Linked DNA regions of Homo sapiens: region 1 is linked to region 2. The links are chromatin loops, found by intact Hi-C in ENCODE. Cell type or tissue: sigmoid colon. All regions are shown on one strand. Links, peaks and the distances in the headings refer to the core of each region. The heading gives the core; the rest is flanking DNA.

The links. Hi-C counts contacts between places; a loop is a spot of excess contacts. Peaks named below come from ENCODE experiments on the same cell type or tissue, not always from the same donor. Only the 100,000 strongest peaks of a DNase experiment are listed, where the experiment ranks them.
Region 1: it touches region 2 in a loop (6-fold over the local background); 6 of 110 quality-filtered maps call a loop at or near these places.

The regions. Positions count from the first base shown.
Region 1 is chr20:49,414,329-49,417,230 of GRCh38, forward strand. All of the region lies in intron 1 of KCNB1 (potassium voltage-gated channel subfamily B member 1), which reads right to left. The region is part of intron 2 of LOC105372649 (a long non-coding RNA gene); the gene reads left to right. Among named protein-coding and RNA genes, the nearest start is that of KCNB1, 67 kb to the right of the region's middle. In sigmoid colon, for the core only: no CTCF peak of the experiment used is centred there; DNase peaks (open chromatin) are centred at 775 and 1,163.
Region 2 is chr20:49,482,708-49,485,609 of GRCh38, forward strand. It overlaps a transcript of KCNB1 not described here. Among named protein-coding and RNA genes, the nearest start is that of KCNB1, 1.5 kb to the left of the region's middle. RefSeq lists silencers at 1,594-1,733, 1,824-1,883. In sigmoid colon, for the core only: a CTCF peak has its summit at 1,664 (motif pointing left); DNase peaks (open chromatin) are centred at 994 and 1,584; H3K4me3 peaks cover 2,012 bases; H3K27me3 peaks cover 323 bases.

The DNA of each region.
Region 1 (2,902 bases), core at 166-2,665, 68 kb before region 2:
TGTACAGATGTGGAAGCTGAGGTCCAGAAGGAAAGGGAAGGAACGGGGCCCCAGGCACATAGCCCTGCCAGAGCAGAACCAAGGCTGGGACCCAGATCTTCTGCCCCTCAGCCTCTCAGGCAGGCACTGGTTCCCAGTCCTTGCCTCATGGAATCTTCCTGAAAGCCCCCGAAGTTTGCAGATCTGCCCTACTTCAGCCGCTCATCTTCCCCTGCTCCACGTGGAGAGCTCTTCTAGATGGGTTGGTTTCTGGAAAGCCCACAAGGAAGGAGGGAAATGCAGCCTTTCCCCTCTGGCGCCTGTTTCCCTTGGTAACTGTGGGGTATGGGCTGTGGGCAGGTGTGGGTGTGGAGAGGAGAGATCTCCAGGGTAGGGGTTTGTGCTGCCTCCAGGGCCACAGCCAAGGGTGGCCCAGCCCCAGATGCCCCTACCAGCCTCTTTCCTGCATCCTGCCAGACCCTGGCTGCCGGGAGCTCTCATTATGCCATTGGCAGCCACATGACCCTCCCTCGACCTCACGAAGATTCTGGATGGGAGTTCAGGCCATATTCAGGCAGGGTCAGGCCACAGTTCACAGCTCAGTGTGGTCATGTAGCTTTGGAATGGCTTCTTCTCTCTGTGAGCCTCAGTCTCCCCATGAGTAAGATGGAGCAAAACCCAATGACATTGCAGGGAAATAAAAAGGAAAATCTTCTTGCTACCACAAGAAATATCAGCAACCACAGTTTGAGCACCTGCTGCATGCACTTGCCTAAGTACTTTAATTGTAGCTTTCAAGCCTTCTGGACTGGGGACCAGAGTAATAAATATAGTTCTAAAAAAAAAACCCGGCGAGTACACATACCCTGAAATAAACGCTCCACCCACAAGACGTATCCCCATGATGATAATGTACTCTGATACTTTCTGTTCTTGGGTTTTCAGTGGTGGTTGTGATCCCTTAGATTGATTTTATGACCATCAGTTTGAAAAGCACTGTGTTAACTCATTTAAACCTCACAAAACCCTATAAGAGAAGAACTATTAATATCCCCATTTTATAGATGAGGAAGCAGCTTCAGAGGTTGCGTCACTCTCCCCAGTAAGTGATGGAGCTCAGAGGCCACCGCAGTGCTCATATCCTTAAGCATGGTGCATGGCTGCCCCTTTAAGTGCTGGACCTGGGTAAGAGGGGCCCCCTCCTGCCACAGGGCAGATGGAAACCTTTCCTCGATCCTCTGGCAACTTCCCTTCCTTGGCTCCGGGCAACTCCTCTTTTGGTTTTCCTAAGCAAGATGTCAGGTTAGTAAAACAGATCCCAGAGTTTAATTAAAATAATGAGTGGTATTAGAGGAAGGATGCCAGGGCCAGCCAGAGGGAGAAAATGAGTTACGGTTTTGTTCATGGAGAGGGGCGGAGGGAGAGCACGAGCAGAGGGAGAAAGTCTGTCTGACTCTAGAAAGGCAATAATGTTTCGATGTGGTTTTGCTCTCACTCTTGTCTCCTCTGACTCCTCCTTCCAGAGAATCCCAAGGATCTTTCTATAAGATCTAATCTTGTCGCTCCTCTGCTTTAGAGTCTTCTATGGCTCCCCAGTGCCTTCAGAATAAATCCACACTTCTCACTGAGGTTTGAAGGCCCTACGGGATCTGAGTCCTACTAACGGCACCCCTATTGCCATGCAGCTCCCTGCTTCCCACACCATTCCGATCCCAGAGGTCTCACATGGGCTGTGTTCTCTCCCTACTCCTCTTGCCTGGGCTAACTCCAGCTCTTCCTTGAAGGCCTGTTTAAATGTCACTTGGGGCATAGAGCTGAACCCAAATGATAATACATGCTTCCTGTGCTCATGGTTCAGAGGGGAGACAGACAACACATACATAAACGCATAAAAGGATAGATCAGCCGGGCACAGTGGCTCACACCTGTAATCCCAGCACATTGGGAGGCCAAGGCAGGAGGATTGTTTGAGGCCATAAGTTCAAGACCAGCCTGGGGAACATAGTGAGACCCCCATTTCTAAAAACAAAACAAAACAAAACAAAACACACTTAGGTGTGGTGGCACACACCGGTAGTCCTAGCTACTTGGCAGGCTGAGACAGGAGGATCACTTGGGCCCAGAAGTTTGAGGTTGCAGTGAGCTATGATTGTGTCACTGCACTCCAGCCTGGGCAACACAGTGAGACGCTGTCTCTACTAAAAAACAAGACAGATCATTTAAGACAGGGATCAGCACCAGGTGGAAAGGCAAAGGACTAAGCTTTTTGAGGACCATCTGCCCGGCACCGTTCAGAATGGCTTGTGTGTATTTACCTGTTGAATCTTGCTCCGGTCTGAGAGGTGGAAGCTCTATCACCTCCACCTCATGAGGGGATGAGCTGGAAAGTAGGTTGCTCACAGCTTCTCCTGGGTTCCACTTGAGCAGCCTGGCTTTGGAACTCAAGCTGTTAACCATCGCCCTTCACGGTGGCTCCAAACATTGAGGGGATGGGACAGGCTGGGTAGGTGGTGGGAGAAAGAAGGTGGGGATGCAACTTGATATTCAGTGGCCTGAGAAGGTGACCTGTGAGCTGAACAGTGGGTCTGGCCATGTAAGGACAGGGGGAAGAATAAGGGAAGCAGCAGACGCCTTGAGAATATAAATACGGCAAAGAGCCCAAGGTGGCTGAAGTGGTGGTCCCGCGAGTTCCCATCCACCTGAAATGTGATTGGCCCAGGCCAGCGTGGGTATTGGGAGAGGCCATAGCTAAGTCCACTGAAGGAAGCTATTGGGGTGGTGCAGGGGGTGGGGGCTGTGATGCTGTGAGCCCCAGCCTTGTGACAGAGCCCACGGCTCTTTCCTCTCTGTAGGTGATGCTGGCAAAAGGCCTAGGGGATCCAGCTGGGGAGGGACTGCCAGTCTTCCCAGCAACCAAAATTTG
Region 2 (2,902 bases), core at 268-2,767:
CCCCGCCCCCCACCTCTCCACCAGGCTCCCAGCCGGCCTTGACCTTCCCCCGCGCTTAAGCGGCTCAGTGGGGTAGGACGGATGGTCGCTGTCCCTCCCGCCGGTGCTGAAGTCCGCCGCACCCCATGGATGGAGGGAGGGGCCGCCCCTCGGGGCGGGGAGAGGGCCCCAAGAGATGCCCCTGGAGCCCGGGAGGCCCCACCCTGGGCTTCTGCGGCCCAGGCGCGACCCAGCCGCCCGGGGCGCTGTCCGCCCCTTAGAGTGCTGAAACTCTCTTCATTATGGGTCTCCCGATCGAGTCCCGAACCTGGCCCCGCCATGGGGAGAGAGGGGGAGCTGCATGAAAACTTTCTTTCTTTATCTTTTTCTTTCTTTCTTCTTCTTCTTTCCTTCTTTTTTTTTTTTTTAACGAGTTCTCTTCTTTTCCTTCCCCTTCTCGAGATAATCAAGATTTTGGGGGTGGGGGAATGGCAGCGGGCTTTTTTCCAAATCTTAAAAGATTTGGGGGAATTCCGGGGGTTCCAGGTGCCCACCTGTCCGAGGTCACAACAGACGGGGTGTGCACAACAGCCCCTCTGTCCTGGAGCGACCCCTCTTCCCAAACACTGGAGCATCTCCTGAGATTGCTCCAGCGACAAGGTGAGCCGCGAGGAGGAAAAGCCCGCTCTCGCCTCTCCCTCTGAGCCCCCAACCCTACCGCAGGAGGGGCGGGCAGAGTCCTCGGGATCCGCCTGCTCCGTCCTCCCCTCGCTCCTTCCCCGCCCCCTTCTCCTCCTTCTCCTCCCCCTCCTCTTCCTTCTCCCCCTCCTCCTCCTCTTCCTCCTCCTCCTCCTCCTCCTCCTACTCCTCCTCCTCGTTCCTCTCCCGCGATGGCTTTTTATAACTCCGGGTTCTGCGCCTTTCCCCGGGCTTGGAAGGGAAGGGGTGGGGGAGGTGGGAGGCGGGGAAATGAGCTAAATTTTCTGGCCTTTTCAAAAGGTGCCATCCTCCTACCGCGCACTAGTGATTTCGGGGGGTTCCCCTGAGCACCCCCTGCATGTAGGGCTCACGCCTTAGCCCCAGAATGGGGATTGCGCGTCCCCTCAGGCCTCAGCCCTTGCCTGCCTCCCACCCCGCTCCCCTCCAGCCTGGAGCTGCGGAGCCCGAGCAGACCAACAGGCCGAGCTGCGGCAGGCAAACCCCCTGTCCGTGTCCCCATGCACCCCCACGGAAGGCCGTACGCCCCAACACTCACCCCCAGGGCGGCCGCCTCCTGGGGCCAGGGACCGCGCATCGTCCCGGCCGCCCGGGCGCCCCCGCCCGTGGGCAGCGGCGGTCCCGGGGCCGGGCTGAGCCGGGCCTACCCCGGCCGGGCAGGCAACTCGCCCGGGCTGCAGGCGCCGCGGGGCCGGGGCGCGCTCTCCGAGGCGGGGGGCGCCGGCGGGCGCCGGGGGCGCGGGGGCAGGACCGCGGCCGCGCGGCACCTCCTCCACCTCCTCCTCCTCCTGCTCCCGCGGCGGCGGCGGCGGCGGCTGCCTGGGCGAGATCAACAAGTCGGGGCTGAGCTTCGGCTCCGCGCTCGCTGCTATTCTGTCCCGCACTTCGGAGCGCCCGGAGCCGGGCACCAAGGCAGGACGGCGCCACCTGCGGGTCGGAAGCGAGCGCGGCTTAACTCCTGCCTGCCCGGCCCAGCCTGCCGGGGAGGCCGGGGGCGGGCTCCGGGATCGGGCCAAGGAGACGCGCGTGGCCGTGCATCCCTCTCCACCCAGGCCACCTGCACAGCTGGCCTCGCGATCCCGCCTTCCTTCGTCCCGTCAACAACGTGTGTTGAACGCCTCCTGTGCGCGAGCCGCGGTGCAGGGCACGGTGACAGGCGTCTGAGATACAGCTGTGAATCAAACACAAACATCCGGCCCTCGTGGAGCTGGTTGGAAACAGATCATAAACAAAAAAGCGAAAGGATATATGAGGCGGTGACAAGCGCTGGGGGAAATAATGAAACAGGAGGAAGGGTCAGAGGGTGGGAGGGGGCAGATCGGAACTGTAAATAGCCCTTGCTTTCATGAGCTTCCATTCTAGATTTTAGCGGGGGGTCGGGGGTGGGGGACGGAGGCGGACAATGAATACATCAGTACATATGCAATGTGGCAGGTGGTGATAACCGCTAAGAAGAAAAATAAAGCGAGGTATGGGGAAGAGAGGGTGAAGAGTGAGCTGGTTTATATAGTCTGGTGATTCATTCATTCATTCATTCATTCATTTATTCATGTTAAGTTGGACATCTGGTTATTGACAGCTTCCTATGTGCAAGCAGAATGCCAGGCTCCGTGAAGGGAAAGTCTTCCCCCTGGAGCTCCCCATCCAGTGGGGGAGGCAAAACCCATCACATAATCCCAGAAATGAAAACTGGAGGAGGTACCTGGAGAGGCAGGCAAGGGTTCTCTAAGGATGCCACAGATGGGCCTTGTGTTTACTCATTTATTCTTTCAAATATTCATTTACTGCATGATAAGTAAATAGGTGTCAGCGGCCGGGCACAGTGGCTCATGCCTGTAATCTCAGCACTTTGGGAGACTGAGGCGGGAGGATGGCTTGAGCCCAGGAGTTGGAGACCAGCCTGGGCAACATAGTGAGACCCATCTCTGCCAAAAAATAAAAAATTAGCTGGGCATGGTGCTGCTTACCTGTGGTCTCAGCTACTCAGGAGGCTGAGGCAGGAGGATCACTTGAGCCCAGGAGGTCAAAGCCACTATAAGCTGTGATTGCACCTCTGCATTTCAGCCTGGATAACAAAGTGAGACCCTGTTGCAAAAAAAAAAAAAGAAAAAAAAAAGTGCCGGGGATGGGTACAGCAGTGAGCTCCCCTGCCCTGGAGGACAAAAACTGAACAAGATACAGTGTTCCAACACAGGTTCCTCTCTGG